Linked DNA regions of Homo sapiens: region 2 is linked to region 1. Evidence: read pairs that join two places in POLR2A ChIA-PET (ENCODE). Cell type or tissue: OCI-LY7. All regions are shown on one strand. Links, peaks and the distances in the headings refer to the core of each region. The heading gives the core; the rest is flanking DNA. Region 1 overlaps TTLL11 (tubulin tyrosine ligase like 11). Region 2 overlaps DAB2IP (DAB2 interacting protein).

The links. Peaks named below come from ENCODE experiments on the same cell type or tissue, not always from the same donor. Only the 100,000 strongest peaks of a DNase experiment are listed, where the experiment ranks them.
Region 2: POLR2A ChIA-PET joins it to region 1 with 5 read pairs; 2 of 35 experiments call an interaction of 5 or more read pairs at or near these places.

Annotation. Positions count from the first base shown.
Region 1 is chr9:121,939,468-121,948,600 of GRCh38, reverse strand. All of the region lies in intron 6 of TTLL11 (tubulin tyrosine ligase like 11), which reads left to right. Among named protein-coding and RNA genes, the nearest start is that of TTLL11, 150 kb to the left of the region's middle. In OCI-LY7, for the core only: no CTCF peak of the experiment used is centred there; DNase peaks (open chromatin) are centred at 4,418, 4,950 and 5,510; H3K4me3 peaks cover 2,259 bases; H3K27ac peaks cover 2,500 bases.
Region 2 is chr9:121,737,193-121,745,971 of GRCh38, reverse strand. The region is part of intron 3 of DAB2IP (DAB2 interacting protein); the gene reads right to left. Among named protein-coding and RNA genes, the nearest start is that of DAB2IP, 90 kb to the right of the region's middle. RefSeq lists enhancers at 2,611-3,310, 7,327-8,103. In OCI-LY7, for the core only: no CTCF peak of the experiment used is centred there; a DNase peak (open chromatin) is centred at 7,361; H3K27ac peaks cover 844 bases.

The DNA.
Region 1 (9,133 bases), core at 3,693-6,192:
CCTCATCCAGTCATTACAAGGATCGATGTTAAATGCTTGTTTAGTCCTGTGCCGGGCGTATGGAAGGGCTTGGAGAGCGGCATGTAATCACCATCATCAAGTGACTGGCAGAGTTCCCAGAGGTGGTAGATATTACTTGATGAACAGTAGCTACCTACAAATCGTTTCTATAATTTGCTAATTACAGAAACATATGTAAGAAACATTTTTTCTGTCACTGTGATATTGAGGTTCATGGTTAGTTTTCTGGTAACTACTGAATACCCGAAGACTAGAGTTCAAGTCAGTGACAATTCCCTGTCTGCCAGAAGCATTTCCATTTCTCAGAAGAGCAGCCCCAGGATCATTGCTTTGGTTCTGGTCCTGCCTGCCATGTTCCGGTTGTGTTAACTTAGGAAATGCTTTCAGCTATCTACATCTCTATGTTCTCCTCTGTAAAATAGGGATGATTGGAGCCACTTCACAGGGTTATTAAGAGGATGCAATGAGCTAATGTAGCTAAGGGCCTGGAATAGGGCTTGACATGTAATAGTTATTCAGTAAGTGTCAATTCTAGTGCCAGGTCTGAGAGTGTCTAGCTCAGTGCCTAGTTGCAGAGTAGACAGTCAGTAAATGGTAGTTTTCTTTATTCCTTTTCAATTTACAATCTCCTTCCATCCTCCAAAAGCACGGCACCAGCATAACCAGGCTTTGTAGCTATCGAGCCCTGCTGTTAGAGGAACCATGCTGGGGAGAGAAATGTCACAGTTCTTTGTTCAGTGGGGACCACTTAAAGCTGAGCTCCGCGGGGGTACTGGAGATCCTGGGGGGTAAGTAACTTCTGTTAGTCTCTCTTGTTATTCTGTAATAGGAGGCTCCCATCCAGCATTCCAATATTGAAACTCCACATATCAAGGTATCTGAGGCAGAGGTGGGCTGCCAGGTGGCTTGTTTCAGAGAACATTTTCTATTATGCTCTCTGTGGCTGAGATAGGGAGCACTTCCAGGGACCTTGTTCTACACTTGTATTTTCCTTTTTCACTGACACTAAGTGACTTTAAGTCAAATGCACCCAACCCATAGCAGCATGCAGAATGCATCTGTACCCATGTGGCATCTTGATAAAAATTACAGGTGTATATTTTTCGCACACTTGAGGTTTATCTCTCTAAACTCAAAAAGCTCTTTCAATTTTAACTATTTGGAGTTGAAATCTTCCTAAAATGCATGATACAGCTGCTTCCTGAAATTGAAGGAACATAATTTGATATTTTTTCTTTTTTCTTGGTGCCTTGGAATTAAGAGGTGTGCTGGCAAACTGGTTTCAAAAAACAAAACAAAACACTTCCTGATGGGTAGTGTTTGTCTATTTCCATGGTGTAAATATTCCCACCACAGCTAATTTCAGGCTATCAGTGGTTTTTAACAACCAGCTCAAAAGACTCCTGAATATTTATGGACAGCTTGAGCTCAGCTCTGCAAGGAAGCAGCGTAGCACTGTGGAAAGGACGTGGTTGTTAGACCTGGACATACCTGGTTTTAGTCCCCATTTTTCTGCTTGAGAGCTGGGCTACCTGGAACAGGATCTTTAATCTGAGTTTCTATGTATAAATTGAGCTAAACATGACCACACCATGAGGGATAGTGAGGACCAGAGAAGGCGGCAGAGGTCAGGGGTCCCAAGTGCTGTCAGGGCCAAGCAGGTGATCTAATGAATGGGGGTAGGCTGAGTGGGGACCCTGGAAAATCCCAGAAACAGTGGTTCTCAAGCTCAGCTGCATATTGGAACCAATAGGGAACTTCTCTGCCTGGGCTCCACCTCAGACCAATTAAACCAGAATTTCTGGGGGTGGAGCCTGAACATGGTTTTAAAAAAATTAAAAGAACACTCTTTGAAACACCAGTGATTCAAATATGCAAATCACGTTTGAGGACCACTGGTCCTGACGGACACTTGTGGGTAGTGAGCATGCCTGTCACCTCCAAAATAAGTCAGCGGGCTTAGCACACAGCAGGGGTTACAGGATAGCCTTCCCAGCCTGTTGTACTGTGTGGTAACCTGGTAACTGTTTTTTGCACAAGAACTTTTTCGTCTTCCTAAATCTTGAAGGCTGGCCCCAGGTATGATTCCCGTGGTCAAAGCCCCTGCCTCTGTAAGCCCCACCTGCTTTGCCTAGTCGGCCATGAGCTGTGGCAAAACCAGAGGGCTGTGTGCGTGTTTTGTGCCTGTGTGGATCTTAAGTGGAAACTGATGAGGTCATGCCAGGGGAAGGGGGCCCAGGAGCAAAGGATTCTGGGATTCTACCCACCATTCTCTCCCTATCTCATTCCCCAGCTCCTGTCGGCTTGTTGAGACCCCCAAGCATGCCACGCTTTTTGATGCCTCTATGCCTTTGCACATCTCACCCCCAGGCCCAGGGCACTCTGTGTGTCCACTCTGGCACAGTAGTTCCTGTATTATATTGTCATTATTAGTTTACCTGTTTGTCTTAATTCAACAAATACTTATTTAGTGCCCGTTATGAACCCAGCAGAAGGAATGCTGGATTTATGGTTTAAACATCCTGTGAGCTCTTCAAGGCTCAGAACCACATCGGATGCATTCATGCCCTTGGCATTTGGCATGGGGCCTGGCACATAGAGTTTTTTTTATATTTTCGAAAGATGGAAGGAAGGATGGGTGGATGGGAGGCGATTCTATCTTACCTCCATGTTCAGGACTGTGACTTAGAGGGATAAGTTTTTGAAAGGGTGACTTTCCAGGGAAGTGGAGTGTGTTTGTAATTTCCAGAAATTTCACAGGGAGATTCAGTTCCCATGGCAGGATTTATCCATGGTTGTTAAATTGTGGATCACTTTCTTTAAGGGACATGGACATTGACTTTTAAAATAAATTTTCTCTCCAATACTGTCCTGAATGGAATCATTAAATGTAGAGTGAGTTTGGAAAATTGTAAGTAGTTCGGTATAGATGGAAGGGGTGGTGTAGGAAGCAGAGGGAATGAATTTGGAAGGATTGGCAGGGATTTGGACTATAAAGGACCTTGAATGCCAGGTTAAGGAGCTTTAGATCTGCCCTGTGGGCAGAGAGGAGGACCTCGTGGACACTTTAGAGGAGGAATGGCAGAGGCATGCTCAGTGGGTGGGTAAGAGCATCATTGTGGTCGGCTCCTTGAACAGATCAGATCAAATCACTCTTCCTTCCGAGCAATCTCCCAATCTACCATTCCTGCCCTTGCCATTTGCATAATTTACTTTTAATTATTGCTTTCATTATTTTCACAGCCCATCCTGGCAGGAATAATCTGATACTGGGTGGAATTAAACTGATGGGACCTCAGCAAACCTCCTTTGTTCATATTATTAACCCATGTATTTTTCAGAGAAGATTTTATTAAAAGAGATCATCTGGGATTTGCTCCTAAGCTGTATTTTCCGGAGACAGCACAGCCAGCAACTGTCCCTTGCACCCGACTCCTCTCTGTGGGTACAGTTTTAAAAGCAGGTGTCACTCAGCGCTTAGGGAGCACCAGTTTCTAATTAGTTGCTTGTTAAACCACAGGCCTCCAGATTGGGCTACTAAAATTACTAGTTTATTTAGTGAAGAAACACTAATGGTATTTTTTTAACCCTGAAAACAAGCATTTCCAGTTCTTTGCTGATGCCACATTTTTCTGAGATGAATGTTATTGTTACACATTACTGTTACTATTTATGGTGCCCAGAGCAGTGTGGGTTCTTTGCAAATGTTATTATCTTGTCGATTTCTCACGGGATTTTGCAAATACTGCTTTTCCAGAAGAGGAAGCCTGGTCTCAGAGAACTGAGTCACTGCCTAAAGTCACATAGCCAGTGTGGGCCAGGCTGGAATTCAACCTGGGGCTGGCCTATGTCCTTGTTCTTTTCAATAGCTTCTTCACTGTCACTTGCTTATTGATTTCCATTTGCCAATGGACCACGCTTTATGACATAGGAATTTGTATTTTTGTTTAAAAGCATCTGGAAAATAATAAAAATAATTTGAAAATATAGCTTAAGTATATTATGTATTAAACAAAACACCATTACTGTCAATTCACTTAAAGGAACTCAATATTTTCTTTTCCTTTTTTTTTGAGATGGAGTCTCACTCTGTCACCCAGGCTGGGTGCAGTGGCGCGATCTCGGCTCACTGCAACCTCCGCCCCCTGGATTCAAGTGATTCTCCTGCCTCAGCTTCCCAAGTAGCTGAGACTACAGGTGCCTGCCACCATGCCCAGCTAATTTTTGTGTTTTTAGTGGAGGCGGGGATTCGTCATGTTGGCCGGGCTGGTCTCAAACTTCTGATCTCAAATGATCTGCCCGCCTTGGCCTCCCAAAGTGCTGAGATTACAGGCGTGAGCCACCGCACCAGGCCCGGAACTCAATATTTTCTTGCTATACTAGTGAAGTCCCAAATTCTAAAATTACCCCAAGGGCAAAAGTTTAGTCCTTCAATGATTATTCATGGTGCAACCAGCCTTCCTATGCTATTTTTATCATTTTGTTAATTTGGTCATAGTCTGTTCTTCCTTCCAGGAAAATGCAATTGTATAAAATCACTTTTGATCAGGAATTTGTAAATGTCCATTAATCTGGGTTTTGACTCTCTCACTGTTAGCTATTCATAATACAAGGATTGAGTTTTCTTTGATCAGACATGAAGAAAGAAATGGGCAGTCTTATAGAATCATTCATTCACTTATTCAACAAACATTTTCTGAGCATCTCCTGTGTGGGGTGCACAGGGGGATAGACCTGTAAGGCTAACCTACATGGTCTATTCCCACGAAGCCTGGATTTCAAAGGAGGTAGGTAGGCATCACATGAGTATACAAAGAAAGAAAACAAGTGCAATGAGGCCAGTAAGTATGATGATGGGGACAGTGATGGGAACAGTGAGACATCATGTTTTTCTTGAGGTGCTCACTGGAGAGTGGAGAGACAGATGTTTAAACAAAATAGATACAAGCTCTGGCTTCTAGACACCTGCAGGTGTAACATTTACTATTTTGATCATTCTTGAGCAACCATGAAGATCTGAGAAATGTAGCAGTTTGTCATTTTGCTGAGGCCTAAATGATCTTCCATTGTAAAATAAAAGGTTTTGTCCCTCGGTAAAATAATTTGGGCATTAACAAGTGGGAGAGGTAAGTGTTTGGGGGAAGTGGTGAGTCTTTCCTGCATTCACGGACTCACACATCCACATAGATCTTATTTCAGTTATTGATGCAACAAACCTTTATCTTAGTGTCTGTTACGGTCCGTACGCCTAAGAAGAGCCAGGCTACTCATGCCTGTTTCTGAGAAGGGAGAAAAAGATACATAAGTAATTATAATACAGTTGGCCCTTGACTGTCACCAGGCTCATGTCCAGAAACCTTTGGGAATCCCTAAATTGACTGCTGTTATGCACATATTCATTGGTCAGCGGTGCTCACTCACTACTTAAGTAACTTGTTAATTCAAACCTGCCTCCGGATGGGGGTGAGTCAAGGTCACCCAAGGCGTTTTGCACTCATCATCTCATTTCACGATCGTGTGATTAGGATTGTTATCTTCATTCACATCTCACATGCCACGTGACCTTCAGGACTGCCAGCGCCAAGGGTCTACTGTACGCCATCCCAAGTCTGATACGCCGGCATGAAAGGGCGTGGGAACAGCGAACAGCTCCCTTGCTTGGGGGCACTTGGTTGCACCTTCTTGAATGAGGGGATGTTGGAGCTTGGTTGTTGCAGAATGAGAGAAGCTCATCAGACAGAGAAAGGGAAAATCATCAGGCAGTGAGAACCAAATTTGCAAAGGCAGGAAAGTGTGAAAGCACTCGCTATATTCAGGCAAAAAAAAAAAAAAAAAAAAAAATAAGACAGATTAGAAACGTGAGGAGGGAGGGAGTAGCAGGAGGTTAATTTTGGCAGGTCAGAACTAGACTGCGAGAGCCTGAATGTCAGGCTCAGAGATCAGACTAGATTCCATGGCAGTAGGAAAAATAGGGTGTTTTTAACTAGAGTGACATCCCTGTTTATTCATTCAACACTCTACAAACATGTATTGAGCAATCACTGTGTACCGGGCACTCTTCTAGGAGCTGGGGTTACAGGGTTACAGTAGAGGAAAGATGCTCATCGCGAGGTCCCCGCTTTCAAACAGCTTACATTTCAACAGAGGGAGACATAAAATACACAAGTGAGCAAATAAGTCAACAGTGAAGGGCCAAGACGATGTGTTAGTGCCTGGGAAACTATTTGAGAATGGATGATCAGAGAAGCGGCCTGACTGTGAAGGTGACATTGGAATTGAGACCTGAGTGTCAGAGAGGACATGCAAGGAGCTGAGGGAAAATCTGTCAGGCAGCAGGAACAGCTGGCACAGAGGCCCTAAGGCAGGGTGAGTCTGGTGCATTTGAAGTTCACCAGACACAAAGGTAACATGGCTGAGTTGGTGGGCAAGAGCAGGAATGGTAGATGATGCTGGGGGCTGAATGGCAGAGGCTGGAGTAAGAGTATAGATTTGATTCTAGGGTTAAGTTGACATGAGCTGCTTTTTGGCTACTCTGTGGACTGCATGGGAGAAGGGCAGGTTATTCTTGCCCTTCCTGGTTATTTTGAGGCCTGCAGGAGGCATGGTGATGGCTTGAACAATCTCTGCAGCAGTGGGGAAAGAGAAAGAGGGAAGGGTCAGAGTGTTTGGAGGCAGGGGTGGCAGGATTCCTGCTGGGTACAATGAGGGAGAAGAGGGAGAGAGGAATCAAGGATACTCTTGGGATTTTGGCCTGAGCGACTGGGCAGAGGCAGGGAACACAGAGGAGTACTGATCCGTGCCACACAAATATCCCTGGGGGACAGTCCCGAAGATGAGCAGGGTCAGGGAGAACTAGAAGGCTGCAGGGCCAGTTGGCAGATGAGAAGTGTGCCCTCTGAACAAAAGCACTGGGCAGGGGAGCTGGGAAAGAATTGATCAGAGAGACCATCATTCCTAGTTCTACTCAGCAGGCGGGAGAAATCAGTGGGATCTGATGAGCTAAGAAGTTGAGAAACTCAAGAATGATGCGGTTGACAATGAAACAATGAATTAACATGAGAAATGCAACAGGAAGAATAGATTCCAGGAGAAGAAAAGAAGTCCAGTTTTAGACAGGTTGACTTTAAGACACGTGTCAATGCTCCGCAAATGTCGGCTGTTGTCATCACTGTTGTCACCATCACCACTGATTTCATAGCCATCAGCCTGTCAATAGTAGTTGAGGTCATAGCGGAAGGTGAGTCCACCAGTGGAAAGCCCAAGAGAGGAGGGTAGAGGAGGAAAGCAGCTCCCACCTCCACTTCATTTAGAAGCCAGTGCAAAAGGCATTTTGCAGTACTCAGGGCTCACTTTGGTGATGAACGCGGATTGACTTGAAAGTGTCTTAAAATTGACTGCAATTTTAGAAGGTAAAGAGTAAGCCTTTGGTTATATCTAGCAATCCTGAGGTCTTCCTTACATGAAAGTTTTTACAGACACTCTGGGTAAGATGATGACAGGCACAACACAGTTAAAACGTTTTCATGGAGAAAAATGGATGTGAACGGTAGAATCTTAAACGTGTTAGTTTTCGACATTGTGAAATTAATTGGCTCCCAAATATAGCCGGCTTCTGCCTTAATTGGAGTTCTCAGGAGCCTCCAGCTTTCCTGCTACCTTTAGCCAATGTTTCTAGGTTTGATGGTGAATAAAGACCTCTTTGTTTAATTAGAGTTGAAGCATGCCTTAAGAAGTTAGTAATCTAATTAAAATTATATTTCCAGTTTATATGAAATAGAAAAAGAGGAGATCAGCAAATGTCCTATGGAGCCTGCTCTCTACCATGCAGTGAGCTAGAAACAGAGTTTCGGAGTAGAGTAAGAAATGGTGTTTTACCTCTCCTGTGGTGGATGATTGTGTGTGGGTGAGTGAAGGAGGAGGATAAATCAAGAGAGAGAAAGTCGGCTGGGCATGGTGGCTCATGCCTGTAATCCCAGCACTTTGGGAGGCTGAGGTGGGCAGATCATGAGGTCAGGAGTTCGAGACATAGTGAAACCCAACATAGTGAAACCCCGTCTCCACTAAAAATACAAAAATTAGCTGGTCAGGGTAGCGTGTGCCTATAGTTCCAACTACTCGGGAGGCTGAGGCAGGAGAATCGCTTGAACCTGGGAGGCAGAGGTTGTGGTGAGCCGAGATCATACCACTGCACTCCAGCCTGGGCAACAGAGCGAGATTCCATCTCAAAAAAAAAAAAGAGAGAAAGTTATAGATCACAGATGGTTAGAAATCCAAGGGAGGGAGAGAGAGAGTTTTAGAGATGGAGGGTGAGGGAAGAGCCTGTAGGCTTCCCATAATTTCACCTAATTTAGAAAAGAGGATTTATGACTATGAATCAAACAAGATTCAAAAAATATAACACAGCTATTACAAGCCCTTTGCTTGTAAGCTGAGCCTTGAGAGACTGGATAAATGTTTGACCTGTGCCATTGTTGAAATATCTGAGAATGAGCTGGGTTGTCATGTTCCAGTAACGAAGGAAGGCAAGGCAGTCCTCTCAGAACGCTGGAGGAGGGAAGACATTTGTCCTTTCTCGGCAGTCACCTTTTCAGGTAGTACAAGAGATTCACTCACCTCTCGTCCTCACCAGCCCTCCCCCAGCCTCTTTCCCTGCTCCCCTCTGCCTTCTGCTGCCTTCATCCTCTCCTTGCTGAGCGAATGCATACAAGCAGCTGAAGCCTGGACGGCTCTTCAGAGCCGTCACTGCATCGCGGAGGTGCCTTACCTGCTGTCTGCAGGCTGGGCTGGGTGCAGGAAATGGGGTACGATGAGCACCAGCGATTATCTCAGTGCTGGGGTCTGAAGTTTTGTTTTGTTCTTGCTTTTATAAAATTACAAAAAAATTATTATGAAACATTTTAAACTTTCAGAAAACAATATAATGAATATGTATGCACTCCCCACCAAGATTCTGCAGATATGAACAGTTTTGCCATATCTACTTTGGATCTCTCACTCTTGTGCTTTTTTAAAAAATAAATCATCTACTGCTATGACATCCTTCTCCCCCTACCCCCAGAGAATCACTATGTTCTTTTACTTTTACTACATAGGTATGTTTGGCAACAAAGTG
Region 2 (8,779 bases), core at 6,280-8,779, 210 kb after region 1:
ATCTGAAAGACCCCCATTTAAGAAGAGATGGACAAATCTACGAACAAATGCTGGCACCCTAGACTCCAGCCCCAGTGGTCACTCCAGCTCAGCTATCTCTTCAATTCCAGCCACCATTTGGGACAGAGGCTCCCTCCTTGTTGGCAGCTTGAGCTCAGAGAGACAGAAGAGGTGAAGATGTGAAGGGAAGGAGCACTGGGCCAAAGGAGTGTGGACCTCGGATGGGCCTCTCCTGCACCTCAGCATCCTACCCCGTCAAGTGGGTTGCCCTTGCCTCCTGGCACAATTTGCTGAAGATGTATCATGCTAAGGCACCCCACCCCCCACCCCCGCCCCGCCCCAATCCTGGGCAGAGTTGATCCAGCCACCAGCACAGCCACTGAGCGCCTCCACTATGTCTGCAGGAGCATGTGGGGCTATGGGCCTAGGGATGTCAGCTGCCCATTCCTCCCAAAGCCTGAGGTCTGGAAGTCTGCGTGGGGCACCAGAGCAGCTGCTTCTCAGGCTGTAACTAGCAGGAGACAACCAGGAGTGTTCAGCAGCAGCAAGACAGCAGGAAAGTGGCTCTCAGTAAGCCACAGGGTTCCAGGCCACTGGCACGGGCAGAAACTCAGACACCATGTCAAAGAAAACCAGGAGTGTGGCTGCTGAGTTCCTCCTGCTGCCAGTGACCATGCACCAAAGCCACCTGTGGCTCTCAAGTACCTGCTCACCCACCACACCACAGTGAGCCCACATACCTGGGAAGGGCACGTAGGGCTGTCTCTGCACCTCTGACCCTCACACAGCTAACTGCAGCAAAGAATGAGGCTCTGACACCTCCAGGGGCTTCCCAAGGCCAGTGTGTCAGACTTCACCGTCTGCCCTTTTCCCCCACATTCCACACTGGCTGACTCCAGGCTAAGCTAGCCCTGTCATCTGCCACCTGGCCCACAGGATTCCAACTGAGAAAGCAACATACTTAAAATCCAGCTTCCCAAGCTACGTTTCCAGGTCCCAACCCAGCCATGCCAGCCCTGCTTGGCCCTATCTGGCTCATCATGCTAAACTGCACGCCTCTGCTCAAGGGGTTGCACTCCAGCAGCCTATCCGTCTACGCCTGGCTCAAAGGCCACCACCTCCACAAAGCCTCCCCCAGAACTGACAACTCCCTCCAGGGTTTGCGCCTATGCACACGCCCTCTGCTCTGAAGCAGAGGCTCAGAGAGGTCAAACAGCTTGCCTGAGGTCACGATTCACAGGCACAAGGGTGGAACAGGACACCTGGCACTTCGGCTCTAACTTCAAACTCTCTTCACTGCCCGTCAATGCCTCAGGTTTTCACCAAACCTACAAAAATCCTATGACCAAATGCACCAACTTTTAAGTAACTACAGGAAGCCTGGGTCACCAGAAATGTACTGAGCCCTGCCTTTGTCACCTCCTGGGTGGCTGTCTGTAAAACAGTGAGGACACCTACTGGCAGGCAGTCTCATCCGCCCCCAGCCGTGGCAATGAAGGCGGTTAGGACCAACCTGCACTGAGACTTGGCTGTAACAAGCCCAATCCTTCCTCTGACTTTTTTTCAGAAATGGGTACTTGCCCAGTAAAGACGCTACCACACCAAAGTGATCTGGCTTCTGACAACTGTTTCAAATATTCAAGCAGAGCCAAAACACGCTCCTGGCCCAGACACAGTCTTCCCAGTCTCCCACCCGCCTCCACCCCACCCAGTGGGCCTGGGCCCCATGGACTAGGGAGTGGAAGCAGGAAGGGAGAAGAAAAAACAAAGTTCTGCTGAGGAGCTGGGGCAGAGATACCATGGCCCCCAAACCCCAGTGCAGCCCCACCCAGCCAGCCAAAGGTTCGGCCACTCAGAGCAAAGGCCAAGCTCCTCAGCTCAGAAAACTTGTCAGCAGTCCCTGGCATTTCCCAGTTCTCAACGGAGCACACCACAGGGGACACCGCGCCTGGGGGACAGAGCAACTCACACTGGGCTTCCTCTTATTTTAAAAACTAAAAACAGCAACAGTGCTCTTCTTGGTGTCCCGCTTTTTCACAGGTCCCTCCTAACCGTTTCTACATTCTGGGCCGGCAGTGGATGTCTGCGTAGAGGGGCAGGGTGCTCCGGAGTCCCTCCTGGGACCAGCTCCTGTGACAGTCACTCACTGAGGGTGTCTGCTGCCGCCCAGCTCATTCAGGTCTCCCTGGGCTCTGGGGCTGCCTCCCTCCTGGCTTTCCCAGCCTCTCTTATTCTAAGCTCCGCTCAGGCCACTCACCATCCCTCAGCATAGCCACCAGGCTCGGGAAGCCGAGTGGCCGGGCGAGCCTTCCTGCTGTCCGCTGCTCCTGGCTGGCCCCGGCCAGCCTAGCCCCGCCCTGATCCCAGACATGCCACTCCAGCCCTGTCCGCTGGGACTAATCATGGCTAGTTCAACAAAGGCTATGTTCCAACTCTCTGTAATGTGCTTTTAAAGGGCCAGTGTCCTACTTGGGCCTGCTGGGGTCTTAAAGGTACAGGTCCCTTTTTCCTATACAGGAAACAGGAAAGAAAAAAAAAACAAAAAACGAAACTCCAAAATTCATGATCAGGTTAGAGGCCCTCGGCTTCTGAGGAAGATTTTAGACACAATGAACAATAGTAAAAATTCAAAGTCCACGAAGGTCCCAAAGAGCTCAAAAACAAAACAAGGAAGCTAAATCTCAGGAATAAGAGATGAGATAGCAGCCCTCTTTGGGCACTATGTGCTGGGCACAGCACTGGGTACTTTGTGGCCCAGTCTCATTTGTTCCTCACCACTCCACAGACAGGCATTACCATTGCCCCATCTTTCAGATGAGGAAGCTGAGGGTGCAAGGGCTCCCCAGCTCGCCAGGACTTCATGCAAGTCAGCTGCAAAGCTGGGCCACACCCCGTGAGGTCCATCCCAGCCAGAGTATTCCTCCCACCTGCTCCCTCCACGAGGCCCTGACTGCTCCATCCCACCTGGACCACAGGCCCCAACTGCTCCACATCCTCCAGTGTCTCTTCTTCATGATGAAGAAAGAAGGGGGCAAGATGAGGAGTCTCACCTGTCACAGGTGCCCCACCACCAGGCTTTCAGTTTGAGCCTCAGAACCCTGTGGGGTCGGGTCTATCTTTTCCTTCATCTTCCAGATGAGAAGACTGGAAATCATGGCTTCTGACACAACACGAAAGAAGAGGAACACTAGGGGAAGGTGAAAGCAGAGAAAAGCGGGCAGTCAGAGGGAGGATGCGGGGAAGAAAAGGCAGGTGCAGGGAACCAAGGCAGATGGGGGCAACCGTCCTTCCAAGCCCAGGACTCAGGCAAGCTGGCCGAGGCCCTTCCACTGTCCACAAGAGTGGAGCTTCTCCTGGGGCAAGGGTGGGCAGGGCCTGCCTAGTTACTGGAATAGGAGTGGGATGGGGAGAGGAAGGGAAGAGAGACTGGACTGTCTGCGTCTCAGCACCTGGTCTACGGCACCCTCAGAGAAGCGTGGGCCATTCTGGCACCTGGAGTGGCTGGGCCCACAGTAGGTGCTGTGTGGCTATCTTCTTTTTTTGAGATGGAGTTTCACACTTGTTGCCCAGGCTGGAGTGCAACGGCGCAATCTCAGCTCACTACAACCTCTGCCTCCCGGGTTCAAGTGATTGTCTTGCCTCAGCCTCCCGAGTAGCTAGGATTACAGGCATGGGCCACCACACCTGGCTAATTTTGTATTTTTTTAGTAGAGACGGGGTTTCACCATGTTGGTCAGGCTGGTTTCAAATTCCTGACCTCAGGTGATCCACCCACCTTGGCCTCCCAAAGTGCTGGGATTATAGGCATGAGCCACCGTGCCCTGCCCAGTGTGGCTATCTTTGGTCAGAAAAGCCAAGGCCAGGAGGCGTCTTCAGGTCCAACTCCACAGGGGCTGAGTCATTCAAGGATTTAGCACCCTCACTCTGTTTCTGTGATGCCTGGAAGCCAAATAAGTTTCAGAATGTGTAGCCTGATGGTAAAGAAAATGAGCTCTGAAGCCAGGCTATGTTCAAACCCGGACTCTGCCACTTGTAACCTGTGTGGTCTTGGACAGGTTAAGTCACCTCCCTAGGCCTCTCTGTTTCCTCCTCAAAAATGGACATAATATTATTTACCTCATAGGATTGCCGAGAGGATACAGAACAAAGCCTTGCTGAGAGTGAGCGCGTAACAAAAGCCTGCTTTCAGCTGGGGTGAAGGAAGCTGCCCCAGGATAGCTGGAGGCACAAACAGGAAACTAGCCTCTTGGGTAGTGACTGTGGCCAAGTCATTTCTTTCTCTCAGCCTGTTTCTTTCTATAAAAGGACCCTCAGTGATTTCCAGGCAGGATCACCCCTCTGCCACCTTCCAGATGCCTGCTCCGTCCCATAAGGAGACAAGGACAGAAGGTGAGAAACACTGAGAAAGGCTGGGCTGTGGCCCAAATCCTTTGAGGCCTGAAAACAACCTGTCTCGGCTACCCAAGCCCAGACTAAGCAAGTCTGCTGGGTGAGTAGGAGGGGCAGAGCAGGAGGGAAGCGAGAGCCTAAAGCCACACAGGCTGTCAGGAGGCAGCATAAGTGGCTTTGCCTCTCCGGGAGGGGCCCTGCCTCCAGACCTCTCTGGGTTTGTCTTCCATGCTCACGTGTGGTCATGGCATGTGATCCGGCTGAGCTCACCTTACCTATGGGGAGTTCTGCATCAGCCATAGGGCCACCCTACACGCCTGTTGCAGAAACAGCCTCCCCAAAAGCTACAGGCTTTGCCGCAAGCATCCCCAAGGTTTGACAAGGTTCAAGGCTTGCCTCATCCTATCTTCCTGGAGCCGAATGCATCTGGTGCGCATGTGGGGAGAGGAGGGGGTGTCGAGCATCAGAGGAAACAGGTGGGTGGGAGGCAGAAGGAATGCCTTGGAGCCCTGGCAGAACATCTGGCCACTATTCTTGAGAGGTAGTAGGAGACCTGGGTGCCTTAACCTCCACCCTTACTACCTCACCCCCAGGATTAGTCAGTAAGAAGAGGCCCAATTTGGGGGTTTTGCAGGCCCAGGCTCCAATTCTGGTCGTGTCATTTAGCAACTGTGGAACCCTGGACAAATCCTTTTACTTTCCTGAGTCTCAGTTTCCTCATGTATAAAATGAGGTAATACACTATCCCCTGCAGATAACAGATGTAAAAACACTGGTTAACCAGGAAAAGCATTTAACAAAGCAACTGGGAACCCCAAACTCAAATATCTGAGTGCCATTCATTCAACAGACACTGAAACCCACCAGGCGTCTAGCAGACATTATGTTATCTCCAGCTGTGTATGCCAACCCTGCACCCTCAAGCCGATGCATTCTGAACCCTCCCCAGAGCCAGCAAAAAGTCTTGGGGCAGGGTTGTTGGGGGTGAGGGTTAGAGCTCCTGGCCACCAAAATATTGTGTAAAACATCTCAAACTTCTCCAGAAGCCAAACACATAAAGGAGCCTTCCAGAGAAATACCCTTGGTGTAAAGGAAGTCTAGCTCTGCTCTGGGAAAGACACTTGAGGTAAGCCAGGCTCCAGGATACTCTTATTTAGGGGCCGTGGACCCAGAGAGACTGGTGTAAGGAAAGGGGCTGACGGGGGGAACACAGGGTCAACAGACTCAGCATTCAGTCCAAAAACGTGACAGGGCACAGTGAGCAAGCCTTCCAGAGAGTGGGTGGAGAGGGCTCAGAGAGCTGGGAAAGATCACTGTGGGGGGCCTATCGGCGCTCCTGAATCAGAATCTCCAGGCTGAGATCCACTGGGTCAGCTGCTGCTGGTAAACCTACGCTGTGGACAGAGAACATTCAGGCCCCTCCCTGGCCCTCCCCTCCTCAACATCCTGGGCCAGCTGGGTCCTCACGCACTTCTTTGCTCACTGCTGTCCCCGCCACCTTCTCACCTCCTTTTCCTACTCAACACACCTGTCTGTTCCGACCCCACTGGGTCTCCTTGAGGACACCAAAGGCCTTCATGTTGCCAAAGTCAACCAGTTTCTGTGCCTTACTACCCCGTGAACCCAGGCCACCCTGCTCCAGCTTTCCTCTGTTCTCACAGGCTGCTAGCACCTCACCTCCTTTCCTCCCAGTGCTGGAGCTCCTCAGGGCTGTTTCGGAGACACTTCCTTAGCACAACACTTTCCTTTGGTGATTCTTTCCACTCCCATAGCTCTAAATACCTCCAGCATGCTCACGACTCCTAAGTGCATCCCCAGCCCTATCCTCCTCTGAGCTCCGGACCCATGTGTCTCCATGCTTGCCTGACAGCGCCTCTGGGACACCTCTCGGAGCTTCACGTCTGAAATGTCCAGCGTGGAGCCTCAGTAGCAAAGCCAGGAGCCCTTCCTTTCCCTGGCCTTTGGAATCCAATCCAACACAAATCCTGCTGCTACCCCCTCTGAAATCCCTCATACCTGTTTACTCCTCTCCATCTTCCCCAGGCAGCCTGCTGTCCGGGCAGCCTCCCCAACCACTGGGCTTCCCCTTACCCCTACCAGGGGAGTCAGAGGGACCCTTCAGAAATGCAAATCAGATTACTGAACTCCTCACCTTAAAAGCCTTCAATTACTCCCCACTGCACTGAATAAATCTGAACTGCTACCCAGGTGAAAGACATTGGCAGTCATGACCTACCTACTCTCTGACCTCATCCAGCAACACCCAACGCCCCCCACCACACACACCAAAGTCTCTGTTTCCTGCTCAAGGACTTTGTACTTGCTGCTCCCTAGGCTAGGAGTTCTTGCTCCAGCACACTCTAACAGCAAACTGGCAGGCTTCTGGCATCTTCTGCAACTCAATCCTTCCCTGACTGCTCCATCTACAACAGGTCCTGCCCTGCCCCCATTACTCCCTAGTGGAACACTTGGCTTGTTTCCTTCATAGCATCTTGCTCATGCAGCTAGCAAATATTTAAGTGCAAACTATGTGCCAAGCACTATTTAGGCACTGGGAACACAGGTGCTGAACAAAGCAGACAGAAATTCCCTGACTCACATTTCAGTAGGGGAACTTCACTATGTTTCCCAAAGCAGAATCACTTTGTTTCTCTGCTTATTTCTTATCTGCCTCTCCCATCACAAGGTAAGCTGTGTGTGGCCAAGCTCTACGTGTTGTATTTCTGTGTCTTAAGAGAGGGTCTGACACAGTATAAGAGCTCAGTAAGTCCTGATGAAATCAAGATGCAAAAACAAAGACCAGAGCAGCCAAAGAACCAAACCCCAAACCCTGAGAGACACAAGAAATCAAGAGCCAGGTCTTGAATGCCTCCCATGGCGTCTCTCCCTAACCCTGGGGACCTCAGGTGGGAAGGAAAGCTTCTGTGACAGCCCAGCCTTCTGGGGTCAGACAGAGGCACATGTGGCAGTTTCGTTTAACTGCTCTGGAACAGGTGGATGACTGCAGGCCTGAGAAGTTAGGGAGGCTTCTTGAAGAGGCTAGATCTGAACAAGGCCAACCCACAACTCCCTCCCAGATCTAGGGAGGAGGAAAACACATTTGTGTTTTAGGGCTCTGATGTCTGATGTTCTTTGCTCTAGCAGGAAAGAAGAAAAAAAAACCCTTTACTTTTATTAGTGTCTGGATCAATAAAAGTTTTAGAAGTAAAGCTTCCCTCCTGCAATACTAACTGAGAGAGAGAGAGACAGACATGGATTATTAAATCTGTCTCAGAGAGGCAGGGCTGGGAGAGCGCGAGGGCACAGGGGCACCGGCAGTTTCCCCCTCACCTGTGCTGGGAGCCTCTGGCTAAAGGCCCTCATTAGCCCTGCAGCCTAGGGTCAAGGCCCGTTCCTCACAGCTCACCCACCAAATGCTGGTTCCCTGAGCCTAGGTCAGCAGCCAGGCCGCTGGACACCCACCTTCCAGGTGCCCCACAACCTTGCCTGCTTGGCCTTCTCTGAGCTGTGCCCTAAAGCTTCCCCCCAGCCCACCTCCCCACCTCCAGGTTGGAAGCTCCAGGAGGGCAGGGCTTGCTTCCCTGGAGGAGGAACCAGTTTAGCAACCCCAGCCCCCACCTTCACTCTTCCTCCCATGTCCAAGGGAGTCCCCCATTCAGTCCCCCAAGCCTTGCACTTTCACAGCACACCAACAAGCCCTGCCCACTGAGGACTCAGTCCTGGGACCAGGCCTCATTGGAGAAACAGCTCCTCACCCTCCAGCCCGACCAAAGCCTGTCTGACCCCATACCTGGCTGGAGACCCACCCACCGGGGAGGAAGTTTCCTTGTGGTGTCTGTCCTCCCTCCCACAGGACTTCAAACAGACCTTTGTGGTGGGAGCGCAGGCCTCTCTGCTGACCTGGTTCTGGGCACTTGCAACCCCCGAGGCTCTGGAGCCAGATCTGGCTTCCGAAGATGGCCAGGTCTCCAGTGAGCAGCCCCTCCGGCCCGGCCCAGGATCTTGCCGAAGTTGTCACTAAGAAGTCCAAGGCCACAGAGGCCCATTCCCAAGGGTGGTGCTCACCCAGGCAGCTCTTCTGGACAGATTAGGGGGCCTCTCGGCCGGGCCGGCATCTAAGAGGTGAGCCTAGGAGGGCTTCCCCTTCCCGAAAGGCACGTGCTGAATCTGTGTCTTCCAAGCTGAAATTTCAAAAATGACTTAAATAAACACAGTGATGACAACATCTAAAGGTTTCCGTGTCCTTCAGGAAACAAGTGGAAAATTACCGTCTTCCATGCAGGTAACCACATGGCACAACCTCCAGGTCCAAGAAGACGAGAAACACTCCTGAAAGCAAACTATCGCTTCCAGCCATGGCAAGTCGCCCTCTGGGGCCTCTGGGCAGGGT